2 separate regions of the Homo sapiens genome follow, and region 1 is linked to region 2. Evidence: chromatin loops called from intact Hi-C (ENCODE). Cell type or tissue: Caco-2. All regions are shown on one strand. Each heading gives the region's core, and the rest is flanking DNA. Links, peaks and the distances in the headings are about the cores only.

What was found. A loop is a pair of places that touch in the nucleus more often than their neighbours do. Peaks named below come from ENCODE experiments on the same cell type or tissue, not always from the same donor. Only the 100,000 strongest peaks of a DNase experiment are listed, where the experiment ranks them.
Region 1: it touches region 2 in a loop (4-fold over the local background); 4 of 110 quality-filtered maps call a loop at or near these places.

Annotation. Positions count from the first base shown.
Region 1 is chr11:17,042,295-17,050,635 of GRCh38, forward strand. No RefSeq gene overlaps it. Among named protein-coding and RNA genes, the nearest start is that of SNORD14A, 28 kb to the right of the region's middle. In Caco-2, for the core only: no CTCF peak of the experiment used is centred there; DNase peaks (open chromatin) are centred at 3,997 and 6,327.
Region 2 is chr11:16,942,450-16,950,790 of GRCh38, forward strand. The region is part of intron 3 of PLEKHA7 (pleckstrin homology domain containing A7); the gene reads right to left. Among named protein-coding and RNA genes, the nearest start is that of SNORD147, 21 kb to the left of the region's middle. RefSeq lists an enhancer at 3,371-3,610. In Caco-2, for the core only: a CTCF peak has its summit at 3,659 (motif pointing right); a DNase peak (open chromatin) is centred at 3,652.

The sequences.
Region 1 (8,341 bases), core at 185-8,184, 100 kb after region 2:
AGGGTGTACATTCCCTGCGATATGCAATGTGATATTATTCTCTCCCTCCCTGGGTATTGAGAACAATATTACAGGAGGGGTGTACACCCTCTGCGATATTGGGAGTCATATCATCCTCTTTTGCTCTGGATATTAGGAACAATACCACAGGGTTTTGTACACCCCCTACGATATTGGGAGTAATATCATCCTCTTGCCCTCTGGATATTAGGAAGAGTATCACAGGGGTGTGTACACCCCCTGCAATATTGCAAGTAATATCCTCTCCCCCCCGGATGTTAAAACAAAATCACAGGGGCTTGTACACTTGCTGCGATATTGGGAGTCATATCTTTCTCTCTCCCCCTGGATATTAGGAGCAATATCACAGGGGTGGTTTACATCCTGTGTGATATTGGGAGTAACATCATCCTCTCTCCCCCTGGATATTAGGAACAACATCACGGGGGGAGGGTGTACACCCCCTGAAATATTGTAAGTAGTATCTTCCTCTCCCCCACCCTGGATATTAAGAGTAATATCATCCTCTCGCCCTCTGGATATTAGGAAAAATATTACGGGGGGGGGGGGGGCGGTGTACACCCGCGCAATATTGAAAGTAATATCATCCTCTACCCCATGGTTTTTAGAAACAAAATCACAGGGGGTTGTACACCTGGTACGATATTGGTAGTAATATCTTTCTCTCTGTCCCTGGATATTGCGAATAACATTACAGGGGGGTTGTACACCACCTGCGATATTGGGAGTAATATGATTCTTTGCCCACCTGGATATTAGGAACAATATCATGGCGCGGGGGACGTGGAAAACCCCGGCTATTTTGAAAGTAATGTCAGCTGGTCTCTCTTTGGATATTAAAAATGATATCACAGAAGGAATATACTCTTTCTGTGATATAGGGAGTAGTATCATCCTCTTCTTCCCTGGTTACTATGAACAATATTGCAGGAGGGGTGTACACCTTCTGCAATATTGGGAGTAATATTATCCTCTCCTGCCCTGAATATTTGGAAAAATATCACAGGGGGGTGTACACCCCTGCAATATTGGGAGTAATGTCGTCCTCCCCAAACCTGGATATTAGCAACAAGATCACAGAGGGGGTGTACACACCCTGCGATATTGGAAGTAATATGATCCTCTCTCCCCCTAGATATTAGGAAAAATATCACAGCGCGGGTGTACGTTTCCTACGCTGTTGGGAGTAATATCATTCTTTTCTCTCTGGATAGTAGGAACAATATCACAGCGGTGGTGTACATTTCCTTCGATATTGGGAGTAATAACATCCTCTCCCCGTTTGGATATTAGGAACAATATCCCAGGGGGGTGTCCACCCTCTGCAATACTGGGAGTAATATCATCCTCTATTTCCATGGATATTAGACACAATACCACAAAAAGGTGTACAGCCCCTGCGATATTGGGAGTAATATTATACTCTTCTTCCCTGGATATTAGAAACAATATCATAGGGAGTGAACACCCCCTGTGATAATGGGAGTAATATTTTCTCTTTCACAGGACATTAGGAACAATATCACAGGGGGTGTTTATGCACCCTGCGATATTGGAGGTAATATCCTCTACCCCCCGGAATAATACCAGCAATATCACAGGGGTGGTGTACACCCCCTGTGATATTGAGAGTAATATCATTCTCTCCACCCCCAGATATTAAGAACAATATCATGGCGGGGGGTTGTATATCCCCAGTGATATTGGGAATAATGTCATCCTCTCCTTCCCTGGAAATTAGGAACAATATCACAGGGGGGTGTACACCTTCTTTGATATTGGAAGCAATATCATCCTCTTCCCCGCTGGATATTAGAGAAAATATCACACATGGTGTACACCCACTGTGATATTAGGAAGAATGTTACAGGGTGTACACCCATCTTGACTTTAGGAGAAACATCTCCCTAAAATAATACAAAAATAACACAGGGTATACAGTAATATCTCCCTAGGATATTACAAATAATATCACAGGGTGTACACCCACTGTGAGATTAGGAGTAATATCTCCCTAGGATATTACGAATAGTATCACAGGGTGTACATCCACTGTGATAATAGGAGTAATACCTCCCTAGGATATTACGAATAATATCACAGGCTGTATACCCACTATGATTACAAATCCCATAGTGCTGGGATTAGAGACATGAGCAACCACACCCACCCATGCTGTGTGTTTATCTGTTGTCTGTTGTTGTTTGTTTTTGAGCCCAGAAATAAATTCTCACCTATATGTTCAAATGATTTTTAACATGACTGCCAAGAAAGTTCATTGGTGGAAAAGCAGCCTTTTCAATAAATGGTATTGGAGAAACTTGATTTCCACATGCAGAAGAATGAAGGTGGACCCTATGTCATACCAGGTGCAAAAATTAACACAAACTGGATGAAAGACCTAACCCCAAGAGCTAAAACTATAATATACCTAAAAGAAAACATTGGCCAAACTTTTATGACATCAGAGTGGGCAATTACTTCTGGGATATGACACCAAAAGCATAGGCAACAAAAGAAAATTAGATTCCTTGGATTACATCTAAATGAGAAACACTTTTGTGCATCAAAAAACACTGTGAACTGAGTGAAAAGATAACCCATGGATTAGGAAAAATATTTGCAAATCATATATGTGAAAAGAGACTGATATCCATAATATATAAAGAACAGCTAGAACTAAACAACAAGAAACCCAAGGCATTCCATTAACAATGGTCAGAAGACTTGAGTAGACATGTCCCTAAAGAAGGTACACCAATGGCCAATAAGCATATAAAATGATGTTCAAAATCACTAATCATAGGGAAGTGCAAATCAAACCAATAATGTGATACCACACATTAGGATAGATATGATAAACAAGCAATGGTGAGACTGGAGGGAAGTAGGAATGCTCAAACATGATCAGAGGGAACATAAAACTGTGCAGGAACAGGGAAAATAGTATGGAGTGTACTTGAAAAATTAGAAAGACAATTATCAGATGATCCCGCAGTTGCATTTGTGGGTACCTACCATCTAGAATTAGAAGCCAGGAGTGGAAGAGATATGTGTACACCCATATTCATAGCAGCGTTATTCACAACAGCCAAAATGTGGAAGCAACCCAAGGGACCATGGACAGACGAATGAAAAAGCGCACTGCAGTTCATTCATACAATGGAAGGCTATTCAGCCTTAAAAAGGCAGGCACTTCTGGCCAGCGCAGTGGCTGACGCCTGTAATCCCAGCATCTTGAGAGGCTGAGGTGGGCGGATCACCTGAGGTCAGGAGTTCAAGACCAGCCTGGCCATGATGGTGAAACCCTGTCTCTACTGAAAATGCAAAAAATTAGCAGAGCATGGTGGCACATGCCTGTAGTCCCAGCTACTCAGGAGGCTGAGGCACAAGAATCGCTTGAACCCGGGAGGCGGAGGTTGCAGTGAGCCCGGACTGTGCCGCTGCACTCCAGCCTTGGCAACAGAGAGAGACTCCATCAAAAAAAAAGAAAGAAAGAAAGAAAGAAACAGGCACTTCTGACACAGGCTGCAACACAGATGAACCTTGAAGACATTATCGTCAGTGAAATAAATAAATCACCAAAGGATAAACACAACTGGGCTCAGTGGCTCGCACCTGTAATCCCAGCACTTTGGGAGGCTGAGGTGGGCGGATCACTTGAGGTCAGGAGTTTGAGACCAGCCTGGCCAATATGGCGAAAACTTGTCTCTACTAAAAATACAAAAATTAGCTGGGTGTGGTAGCCCAGGCCTGTAATCCCAGCTACTCAGGAGACTAAGACACGAGAATTGCTTGAACCCAGGATGTGGAAGTTGCAGTGAGCCGAGATCGCGCCACTGCACTCCAGCCTAGGCGACAGAGAAAGACTTTGTCTCAAAAAAAAAAAAAAAAAAAATTAAACACAGTATGATTCCACTTATATCAAGTCTCTAGAGTAGTTAAACTCATAGAATTGCAAAATAGAACGGTGGCCCCCAGGGGTGCGGGAGAGAGAGGAATGGAGAGTTTGGTTAATGGGTCCAATGTCCATTTTGAAAGATAAAAATGTTCTGGAGATGAGGGAGGTGATGGTTGCTAAACAATGTGAATGTACTTAATGTCATGAAACTATAAACTTAAAAATAGTGGAAACTGTAAATGTTTATATTGGCCATTCTAAATGAAATAATATATATTTATAATTTTTAATATTTATACATGGTATATTTTACCATAATAAAAGATGAAAATTAAAGCAGTTGGATCTTTAAAAAGAAAAGAAAGAAGCGAATAGTATATACACACAAGCTTTCTCCTGATTAGAGGAAGAGTCCCAAAGCTTCTAGGGACACTCACTTTTCTCTTCTTGCTGCATTATTATGAGGAAATCCTTAGAGATTGGGGAACTTGGGTGAATTTGGATAATGAGGAGCTCTATGCCTTGAGCCCCCAAGGCCATAGAATAGTAAGTACTCAGTCTGTGCCTCCAGCCCTGCAGTGTGAGGTTCCAGTACAGTGGGCTACACACGTGTCACCTGCATCAGGAGGCTCATGTCTGACCCTGTCTTCTTGCCAGTCTTGAGGACGGAGTCTGAGCCTCCATCGTGCACCACACAGGGAGGACAGTGGACCTGTTCTCCGTGGTCATGACCCAGCAGAGAGGAAGCACAGTTCAGTGAGTGCTGAGGGACAGGTCAGGAGCCTTGTTTTGTTTCCTCATCCTCAGGACAAACAGGAGAGTGCGGTGGGCAGATGGGAGGAGACCAATGTGCAAACTGTCAGCTCAGCAGACTGTGGAGTTTCTATTCTTGGTTGTGGTGGGGGTCTCAGAAATCTTATTCAAAATTTTGCTTTCCTCCCACACTGGTTGTCCTTTTCATGAACATCTCACCCATGATAGCAGCAAATGAGTCCCTCTAAACTATTCCCTAAGCACAACAAAAAGATTATGAAGGTGATGAGGAGGATAAAGAGGACGATGACAGACACCATGGCATCATGAACCCTTACTGGGGGCTTCCTAAATGCCAGGCTCTGAGCTCTGTGGTCTATACAGCTTCTTTGATTTCATCTGCATGGTCTTCTCCCAGTTATTAGTGCACATTAAATTATTATTATACAGACTAGAAAAGAAGCAATGCATTTTCATATAAGTTGTACCAGATCATGAAGTCGAAAAGAGTAAAGTCCCATTTGAACCAGGCAGTCTAAGTCCAGACACGTGGCATTTGGCCAGTCCTCTCCCTGCATCCAACCTGCCCTCTCAAATCCTTGTCACTCGGGCAGATGCCCCTGCTCACTGTGCCCTTCCCTTTGGGGGTTCCTGATAGACCACAGCTAGCCCAGTGGGTGCCACATTCACTGTGTCAAGTATAGAAAGGGCAGCCGAGATCACATCAAAGATTCCAGAAAGAATTGGCACAGGATCATTCGGGACGCATCTCTCCCTTGCCCCTGTTCCTGTCTTTCCTTACAGCTCTCGACTTCCTCAAAGGAGTCATAAATTCAGAGTTTGGCTTCCATTCCTATTGAGGAAGCTGGAATCTGTTTCAAAATGCTCCTCAGATGTGCCTGTGGTTAAGACCTCTGAGCTCTGCTTTAAACTTTTTGAAGCTGGGCGCGGTGGCTCACGCCTGTAATCCCAGCACTTTGGGAGGTTGAGACAGGCGAATCACAAGGTCAGGAGTTCGAGACCAGCCTGGCCAACATGGTAAAACCCTGTCTCTACTAAAAATACAAAAAATTAGCCGGGCATAGCAGCAGGCGCCTGTAATCTCAGCTACTCAGGAGGCTGAGGCAGGAGAATAACTTGAACCTGGGATGCAGAGGTTGCAGTGAGCCGAGATCATTCCACTGCACTCCAGCCTGGGCAACAGAGTGAGACTCCATCTCAAAAAAAAAAAAAAACTTCTTGAGAGTTGGAAGACCATGAAGTTTAGTACCTGGGACTTAGAGACTGGTCATTAACTTTGAATACCACCTTTTCTGCTTATCTGTATGGCAAGGGGTGAGATGTCCATCCTCTGAGACTCAGCACTCTCGTCTGAGTTGATTTCTAGTTGATCCAATGGAAGTGAGCAATGATTAAACCGATCGTGGGTGCCTGCTCCGTGATCTCTATGTGATGGATGCATAAAGTAAAGGCAAAGTGAATTTTAGATACATTCATTAATATTTTAAGCTTCATCTCTATGCAATTCAATGGAAATATCCCCTGACCTGAAGTTCTGGTTTCCCTGCATTCCAGACAGGACATTTTATTTTGTCCTTATCTAAGTAAGTACTGAGTATTGTGAGAGGAACAAGTGAGTCTCTTTTGTTTCTGATTCCCCAGAGCCTATATCTTGCTTGGCACACAGGAGTTAGCCAAAGTAAACATCTATGTTAATTATTGAATAGACCCTTCCTTGGTTCACAAAAATTGGCTGTGATCAGTGTGACTTCGTCATGCTTGATTCCTTTTTTTTTTTTTTTGAGACGGAGTTTTGCTCTTGTTGCCCAGGCTGGAGTGCAGTGGCATGATCTCGGCTCACTGTAGCCTCTGCCTCCCGGGTTCAAGCCATTCTCCTGCCTCAACCTCCCAAGTAGCTGGGACTACAGGCACGCACCACCACGCCTGGCGAATTTTTTGTGTTTTTAGTCGAGGCGAGTTTTCACCATGTTGGCCAGGATGGTCTTGATCTCTGGACCTCATGATCCACCCTCCTCGGCTTCCCAAAGTGCTGGGATTACAGGCATGAGCCACCGCGTCCGGCCAAACTTTCTTATGAAAACTCTAAGTCCGGGTGGGGGGAGCGGGGAGGGATAGCATTAGGAGATATACCTAATGTAAATGATGAGTTAATGGGTGCCGCACACCAACATGGCACATGTATACCTATGTAACAAACCTGCACATTGTGCACATGTACCTTAGAACTTAAAGTATAATTAAAAAAAAAGAAAGAAAAATAAAAAGAAAACTCTAAGTCCACCTAAGCTAAGGACAGGAGTTATGTCTTACATGAATTTTTAAACAAGACCCACCTATTTGAGTAAGTAATTACTCTCTTGAAGGAGGAAAGTCAGAAAACATAATGATGAAATCACTAGACCATAACTGGCATGTGGAAATATTTTCTGCTTATGAACTATCAACTTTAATTTCACTTTTAGATGGCATGGTCTCAGCTGTTATGCAGTGTTTATAGAGTTCTAAATCAAGGGAATTTGTGGCATTCTATTAGAATAAAATAAAATATTTGAGTTCTTAATTTCCTTTAATTAGGATAAACTTTTTCTTTTTTTTTTTATTTTATTATTTTTTTTTTAATTTATTTTTTTATTGATAATTCTTGGGTGTTTCTCACAGAGGGGGATTTGGCAGGGTCATGGGACAATAGTGGAGGGAAGGTCAGCAGATAAACAAGTGAACAAAGGTCTCTGGTTTTCCTAGGCAGAGGACCCTGCGGCCTTCCGCAGTGTTTGTGTCCCTGATTACTTGAGATCAGGGATTGGTGATGACTCTTAACGAGCATGCTGCCTTCAAGCATCTGTTTAACAAAGCACATCTTGCACCGCCCTTAATCCATTTAACCCTGAGTGGACACAGCACATGTTTCAGAGAGCACAGGGTTGGGGGTAAGGTCACAGATCAACAGGATCCCAAGGCAGAAGAATCTTTCTTAGTACAGAACAAAATGAAAAGTCTCCCATGTCTACTTCTTTCTACACAGACACGGCAACCATCCGATTTCTCAATCTTTTCCCCACCTTTCCCGCCTTTCTATTCCACAAAGCCGCCATTGTCATCCTGGCCCGTTCTCAATGAGCTGTTGAGTACACCTCCCAGACGGGGTGGTGGCCGGGCAGAGGGGCTCCTCACTTCCCAGTAGGGGTGGCCGGGCAGAGGCGCCCCTCACCTCCCGGACGGGGCGGCTGGCCGGGCGGGGGGGCTGACCCCCCCCACCTCCTTCCCGGACGAGGCGGCTGGCCGGGCGGGGGGCTGACCCCCCCACCTCCCTCCCGGACGGGGCGGCTGGCCGGGCAGAGGGGCGCCTCACTTCCCAGTAGGGGCGGCCGGGCAGAGGCGCCCCTCACCTCCCGGACGGGGCGGCTGGCCGGGCAGGGGGGCTGACCCCCCCCACCTCCCTCCCGGACGGGGCGGCTGGCCGGGCAGAGGGGCTCCTCACTTCCCAGTAGGGGCGGGCGGGCAGAGGCGCCCCTCACCTCCCGGACGGGGCGGCTGGCCGGGCAGGGGGGCTGACCCCCCCACCTCCCTCCCGGACGGCACGGCTGGCCAGGCGGGGGGCTGACCCCCCCACCTCCCTCCCGGATGGCATGGCTGGCCGGGCGGGGG
Region 2 (8,341 bases), core at 300-8,299:
AACTCCCAGGAATGCCACCATTTATAGAGAAACTCAATGACTAGCACCTACTTCAACTCAGCTGTTGCTGACGAGCTGACTCTGCTCTTCTCAGCCCTGCTGTGTGAGTTCCCAGCTGTGTCTCACACACTAGTATCCCAAACACCATCGGGGAAGAGAGTGAAGAAGCAGAGTGGCAGAGAGAAGGCCAAAGATGATAAGGAAGATTGTGAATGGTGCTTTCATCAGTATTTCATAGCAGTTTGATTCCAAGCCCACAGTTTAAAAATGAATTGCTGCGGCCGCTGTAAACTGCTGTCTTCTGGGCTTTGCAGCTCTGCAATAAAAATTCAATCTAAGCAAAGCAATTTCTCCACTTAGGCAACTTTCTTCTTGCCCCTCCCAGAGAGGTTAGGAGACTGTCTTTTAAAATAGTAGATAAACTGCTGAATGCCCTTTAGATTCTATTTCATAAATTTCTACTTCAATAAAACCACCAGTGACAATAAACAACAATGCTAACGCTCAAAGTTGAGTTAAATGATTCAGAATAACTGTTCTAGATGTCCACTTCAAATGTAAAATTTACCTTTTGAATTTGAAAACAGAGCAAACCCTGTAAACTTTTTAAGCTGACTCCCAAAGCTAACCTAACACTTAAAGCACCAGTATCTGATGAAATATAATGCAAGCCACATACGCAATTTCGAAACTTCTAGGTTTTTAAAAAGAGAAAATCAGTGAAATCAATTTTCATAATATATTTTACTTAACCCAAAATATTATTTCAATATGTAATCAGTATAAAAGTTATTATTGCAATACTTTACTTTTTTTTTTTCTAGTATTAAATCTCTGAACTCTGGGTGTATTTCACATTGACAGCACATCTTAACCCAGACTAGCTGAATTTCAAGTGCTCCATAGCCACATGTGGTCAGTGGCTACCTTTCTGGACAACACAAATCTAAAGCTTTCAAGTCCCAATTTAAACACCTGCACAGTCTCTCCCTCCCCCGATACAGGAAAGTACACAGACAGGGCAGAATCAGAGGCTTTTTAGCAGTGAGAACTTGCTGTTGAGCCAAAGCACAGCCTCTTACTCCTTATTTTATATCAAATCCTGTCAAATCAACCACAGGCTTCAAAGATAAATGCTATACTGGAGTGACTCTGATTAAGTCATTGGGCAAGAAAATGGGAATGGGAAGGAGGGATTATTACAATAAATAAGAGTATTGATAATCCCTTACATTTACAGAGTCCACACAGAGATGGGTACTCGCATTCATCATTTCATCAGACACTCACACCTGATAACCCTGAGACACGAAGAACCTTCGTGACCAGGAGATCATCCAGGCAGACAGAGACAGTGCCAGGAGAAACTAAGCCCAGGGCTTGGCCTCAGAGTCCCAGGATCTGTCCTTGGGTTCCCAAAGTGCATAAAAGCAAAACTCACTGGAGGCACTTATTTAAAATACAGATTTCCAGGCCCTGCCCAGATATAATAATGAAGAAGTTTAGGGGATGGGAAGAAAGGTAGAACCTCAGGGTCTGCATGTTTAAGACATTTCCCAGGTGTTTTTGATGTTGTCTCTTTGGGAATGACTGTACCAAACCACCTTGAAAGAATTAAAGTGGGCCGGGTGCGGTGGCTCACACCTGAAATCCCAGCACTTTCGGAGGCCAAGGTGGGTGGATCACCTGAGGTCAGGAGTTCGAGACTAGCCTGGCCAACATGGTGATACCCTGTCTCTACTAAAAATACAAAAGTTAGCCAGGTGTGGTGGCGGGCGCCTGTAATCCCAGCTACTTAGTAGGCTGAGGCAGGAGAATTGCTTGAACCCAGGAGGCGGAGGTTGCAGTGAGCTGAAACCATGCCATTGCACTCCAACCTAGGCAACAAGAGCAAAACTCCGTCTCCCAAAAAATAAGCCGGGCGCGGTGGCACAGACCTGTAATCCCAGCTACTCAGGAGGCTGAGACAGGAGAATCACTTGAACCCAGGAGGCGGAGGTTGCAGTGAGCTGAGATTGCACCACTGCACTCCAGCCTGGGTAACAGTGTGAAACCCTGTCTCAAAAAAAAAAAAAAATTAAAGTTCTTCTCCTTAAAAAAAAAAAAAAAAATTCAATGTGCAAAAACCCATATTTGACAAAACAGGGCACTATTCTCACCCAGGAGACCTCATTCACTGAATTGGACTGCTGGTATCATTCTTTCTATGTATGTGAGGTACATCATAACAGACAGGTTAGTAAGACTTGTTGAATTCATGCTGAGCAAATTGTTGGAGATGTTTTTCTCTGTAATTTCAGTGACTTTGCTCCAAGAATCCTGGAGAAAATTTCTTCTCTGTCTGATAATAACGTTAATAACCAATATTTATTAAGCATTTACTATGTTTCACAAATATACATTATCTCATTAATGATTGTTAATCCTTAACAACAATCTTATGAAGTTCATGTTATTGTTAAGCCTTAACCAACTCACAGATAAGAACTTTAAGGATCAGAGGAGTTCACTTTTTTTTCCCCCTTCACCCAGGCTCAAGTGCAGTGGCACCATCTCTACTCACTGCAACTTCTGCCTCCCGGGTTCAAGCAATTCTCCTGCCTCAGCCTCCCGAGTAGCTGCGTTACAAGCATGTGCCACCATGCCCAGCTAATTTTTGTATTTTTAGTAGAGTTGGGGTTTCACCATGTTGGCCAGGCTGGCCTCAAACTCCTGACCTTAAGTGATTCACCAACCTCAGCTTCCCAAAGTGCTGGAATAACAAGTGTGAGCCACCATGCCCGGCCCCAAAAGAGTTAATATTTTAATCAAGGTTAATTTGAAGTAGGTCTATATAATGCAAAAGCTTCATTATCATTATTCCTCCTAATACTAATACTGGTTTCTTTCTGGCATCTAGTGTATTCTACTAGCCAGTAATAGTGTGTTTACTGTGTTGGCCTACCCTTCACACAGGTGTCTCTCCTCTGTGATTTCACAACCCCTGTAATTGACTGTTGTCTGCCTTCCCCAAAAGACTGAGAGTTCCTTAAGGACAATACCTCTTCACAAAGTCCTGTAGTGCTTGGTAAGGGATGATGGATAGATGGACAGATGGACAGATGGATGAAAGCCTGAAGGGCAGAGAAGGAGGGCTAGATCACTGGATTTTATCAGCCAGGCAAATAGAAGCTCCATAAAGTTTCTAAGCAGGGGCAGGATAAAAACTTTGATCCAGGAATATCTGGCACTCTGTGGAGGTGAGGGGTGGTGAGGGGACATGAGGGGAAGGGAGTAGTTAGGAGGTCCTTAGCAGATCTGAAGGGAAGGAGTCCCAATGCTGGGAGGCAGTAATGCCATATTAAATGGCAGTTTCAAAGGCATCAGGGATCTGGGCCCAAGAAGTGGGCCCGCTAGGGACCTGATTAAGAACAAAAGTCCTACAAAGTCTCATACTTTCACTCTCTGGCCTCAAAGGACACTGCTGCTCTGCCTTCCCATCTAGGTAACCGGTGCTCTTTGCTTTGCTTTTAAGGTATAACACATTCCCAGCCTCAAAATCCCAGCCTGCTCATGAGGGAGCCACAGACACAAACAGGCAAGATGCCCTCCACTGTCGTTTCCTCCTCACTTAGTGGGAAGCCACTCACTTTCCCAACCTCTCCTCATGGGGGCAGCAGGAGCCTGCTGTGGCGCCACCCATGATCTTTCCCCGTCTGGGTGCTTCTGCTTCTAGCTCCTGGGCTCTTCCTGCTAGAGACCTAAAGGTGGGCAATGCTGGCCAGGAGAGATGGCGTCCATGCCAGCCCATGTCCAGCCAGGCTGAGGCTTCTGGCCTTTCTCCCAGCACCTTCTCCCAAACAATCTAGACACTGGATAACCTGCCCTAAAGAGGACTGGACACCCCACCCACCAGAACCCTCAACCCTGGGACCTCTCCCCGAACGAACGTGTGAAACCCTCCTTTCTCACTCCCTATGACCAGGCAGGATTATACCAACCTTAAAGTGGAGGGGAGGGGGGGACTTTGAAATTGGTCACAGAATATTTTTAGGGTTTGGGAATCACAGGGATTTTAGTTTGTTTATGCTGACTTTTTTGATGTGTTCAAAGAATTTCACTTTAAGTGTTTCCCAAGAGGTTTGCAAAATCAGTATGCACAGAGGATGCCACAAACCTGCCCACAAAGCCCTCCTTCAGTACCTAATTAGAATGGCAAATCAGGATATCTGAAGGCTCTAGGTTTTGAAGTGAAATTTCTGTAGAAAACAGCATAAAAGTACTCATTACTGACAGGCCTCAACTTGCTGTGGGTCTTAATGAGCTTTCTGTTAGACTCTGTTAGACTCGGGCTCCAGCAACACCCCCTCCCCCACAGAGACAACCTAGGGGAAACACTCCCTCGGCCACCATTCTGCTCGGTAAGGTATTTTCCTCTCCACTGATCAAAGTGGAAGAAGAAGGAGAAATTTTCAAGTTTAAAAACTCTCATTCCAACTTTGGAGTTTGCAGGCCCCTAATCCCCAGGTGAAAGGGTAAAGTGATTGGGTCATCTGGGCTGCTGGTTCCAAAACGCAGCTGCGCCAGCACCCCCTGGGAACCTATAAAGAATACAGAGGCCTGGGCCCCACAGGACCTGGCATTTTTAAACACCTTTCATGACCACTGACTAGGCTACTGTTTTCTCAGCTACTGGGTTGTACAATCACACCTGAAAGTATCACCTCACACATGTTAGGAGGCCATTATCAAAAAGATGAAAGATAAGTATTGGTGAGGATGTGGAGAAAAGGGAACCTTGTACACTGTTGGTGGGAATGTAAATTCGTACAGCCATTATTGAAAATGGTATAGAGGCTCCTCAAAAAATTAAAAATAGAGGCTGGGTGTGGTGGCTCACACCTGCAATCCTCATACTTTGGGAGGGCAAGGCGGGCAGATCACCTGAGGTCAGGAGTTCGAGACCAGCCTGGCCAACATGACAAAACTCCGTCTCTACTAAAAATACGAAAATTAGCCAGGCATGGTGAGAGGCACCTGTAATCCCAGCTACTCAGGAGGCTGAGGCAGGAGAATCACTTGAACCAGGGAGGTGGAGGTTGCAGTGAGCTGAGATCGCACCACTGCACTCCAGCCTGAGCGAGAGAGCGAGACTCCACCTAAAAAAAAAAAAAAGAAAGAAAGAAAGAAAGGAAAAGCAAATATGGCTGGGCGCGGTGGCTCACACTTGTAATCCCAGCACTTTGGGAGGCTGAGGCGGGTGGATTGCCTGAGCTCAGGAGTTCAAGACCACCCTGGGCAACATGGTGAAACCCCGTCTCTACTAATACACAAAAAATTAGCCGGGCTTGGTGGCGCATGCCTGTATTCCCAGCTACTTGGGAGGCTGAGGCACGAGAATTACTTGAGCCTTGGAGGCAGAGGCTGCAGTGAGCCGAGATCATGCCACTACACTCCAGCTTGGGCTATAGAGTAAGACTCCGTCTCAAAAAAAAAAAAAAAAAGAAAAAAAAGAAAAAAAGAAAAGAAAACATGCATATATATACATAATGGAACACTAGTCTGCCTTTAAAAAGAAGAAAGTCCTATCATTTGAAACAACATGGTTAAACCTGGAGGAATTTATGTTGTAAAGCAAGCAAAGCACAAAAAGACAAATACTGCATGATCTCAATTACATGTAGAGTGTAAAAAAGGTGAGCTCATAGAATCAAAGAGTAAAACGGTGGTTACCAGAGGCTGGGGTGGGTGGAGGGGTTGGGAGATGTTGCTTGAAGGTTACATAATTTTAGTTAGGCAGAAGAAATAAGTTCAAGAGATCTATTGTACCTCATGGTGAGTACAGTAAATAACAATATATCGTATACTCAAAAATTGCTGATAGATTTTAAGTGTTTGTACCACAGAATAAGTATGCGAGATATTATATACATTAAATAATATAGCCATTCCACAGCTATCAAAACATCATGCTATACACAATAAATACAATTTTTGTCAGTGAAGCACACACACACCCCTGACTGTATCAGAATGTCCTCCATTGCCTCACCCTCCATTTCCCTCACATCAGGAAGGTAAGGCCATAGTAATGATGAGGAAGAAAGAATAGATAGGTAAGATGGTATCTGCACAAATACATGTGTTCACACATACATGCACACATATATACTCGCACCCCACATGCACACACATGTGCACACACACAGAGTGAAGGAGGAACACACACACACACACACACACACAGACACCCCTCAGCTTCTCTTGCAAGTTCACAGGAGCTGGAGAAGATGAAAAGCACAGAAGCTTGAAGCAAGAAGCTCTTTTCTCACATCCCACATGGATGGAAGTACTTTAGCAGAACTTGATCATGAGCTCCAGGATTCCCACAGCCACCTCCGTGAAGCCCTTGCCCACTTTCCCGCTTCCAGGGCATCCTCAACACAGGTCCTGTGGGTTTCAGGTCTATAGAGACACCTCTCTGGCCTCCTCAGCATCATCCCTGGAGCAGGACGTCATTGCTTCTCAGCATGGCATTCAAGCCATTTAAGATGTGAATCTTTCTTCTGCTTCCCCTTGTGCCTGTCCACTCAGACAACCCAGACCCCTTGTCACTCCATACACTGGATTTCTTACCTCTAAGCCTTGCTCATGTTGACTCCATCCCCCAGAAAGCTGCCCAACTCCCACTCTCTTTACCCCCTCCCCATCTCTATTTAGCAAGCTTTATCTGTCTATCTGTTTCAGTGTAACCCCCCCATCTGCCTCCTTTGTGCTCCTCCCCACCATTCACCACTACACAGAAGCCATGCCTTCCACCTAAGCCCCATCTCCCCTGCAGGTGGGAAGGGGTGGCACAGGGTCCTGCTCACCTTCTAGGCCTCATTTAGAAGACTCTAGATGCTCAGCAGTTGAAATGCATTTATAATGTTGGTTTATTGTCCATGAAACCAGGAGTTCTCAGATTTTAAAGTGAACAACATGGGGAGGGAGCGGTGTGACTGAAAATTGTAAACTCTCAGAGATTCTGGTTCAATAAATCTGGGTATGGCCCTGAAATCTGCATTTGTAACAAAACACTCTATTATACACACATGAATCTGATGCAGATGGCCTGTGGATCACACTTAGAGAACACTGCTAAGCAATTAACTTATAACAAATGCCCCAAAATTGTTTGCTCATTCATTCATTCATTCCAATGTCTGTCTGCCCACTATATGCCTATCCTAGGTACTTGGAGGAATAAAGAAGAGAATCAAGAATTGGATCTTACCCTGAGAGTCTATCTAGCACAGGAGTTAAGACATGGATATAAATCACCAATGTAAACCAAGGCACGATACAGAAAGTAACAAATGCTGTCAGAGCATGGAGATCATGAGCTACAGAAATTCAGAGGAGGGAGAGAAACCAAACTGGAGACAAACAGATGGAGGGGAGGGGAGAGACCAGAACATCAAGCCAAGATGAGGTTCTGAGAATGGGAAACTGGTCAAGAAAGTCAAACTCTACAAGGGGCATGGGAATTAGGCCTGTCAACAACCTTTGGACTTGGTGAGTAGGAGGCCAAGCAGATCTCAGAGAGTGGAGGATGAAAACCAGACAGCAAATGGTTAAGGGGGGAGTGAAGGCAGAGTAAAGTGTGTGTGGGGCGGGGGGCGGGGGCGGAGCACAGAGAAGGGAGGGAGCAGGGAGAGGAGTCAGTGGGAGAACAGAGCGCTGAGAACCATTTTCCAAGAGCTGAGAAGGATTTTATCCTTTGCTATATACCACGCCCTAGAATCTGTGAGGCAAGAAAATAGAACCAATGGGCATGGACATGAATATCATTACGGGTGAAGTCTCAAATTAAGGCATACTAGCCTTCAAAGAAATGAAAGAAGAACACCCAGAGCAATGATGGAAAGAGATCCCAATCAGGAAGTTTCAGGGATCCCAGTTCTTCCTGGTGCAAAGCTGTCCCCTGATGTTCCAGGGAGCTGGAAACAAAGGGATAAGAAGGCTGTGCATACCCACAAAGAAGAGGGTATGTATGTCCCTACTTCCTCTCCTTTGGGAAGAGATAAGACTTTTTTTTTTTTTTTCATAAAAGGAAATCTCTGCTGGATACAGAATAGAGTCCTGACTCCTAAGCATGGTCCGCAGGCCTTCCACAATCTAATGCTCAAGTACTATCCAGCCTGATCTGCTCGCCATTGTGGCCCCACAGATATCTTAGCCTCACATGCCTACCCTTAGCCACATTCCCTCCACCTGCCCATTCCCTCAGCCTGAGCCATTCACATCTCCAAGCCAATGCACATAGGGCTGCCCTGCATGGAACAGCTTTTTCCAAACATTTTCCCAAACATTTTCCCCT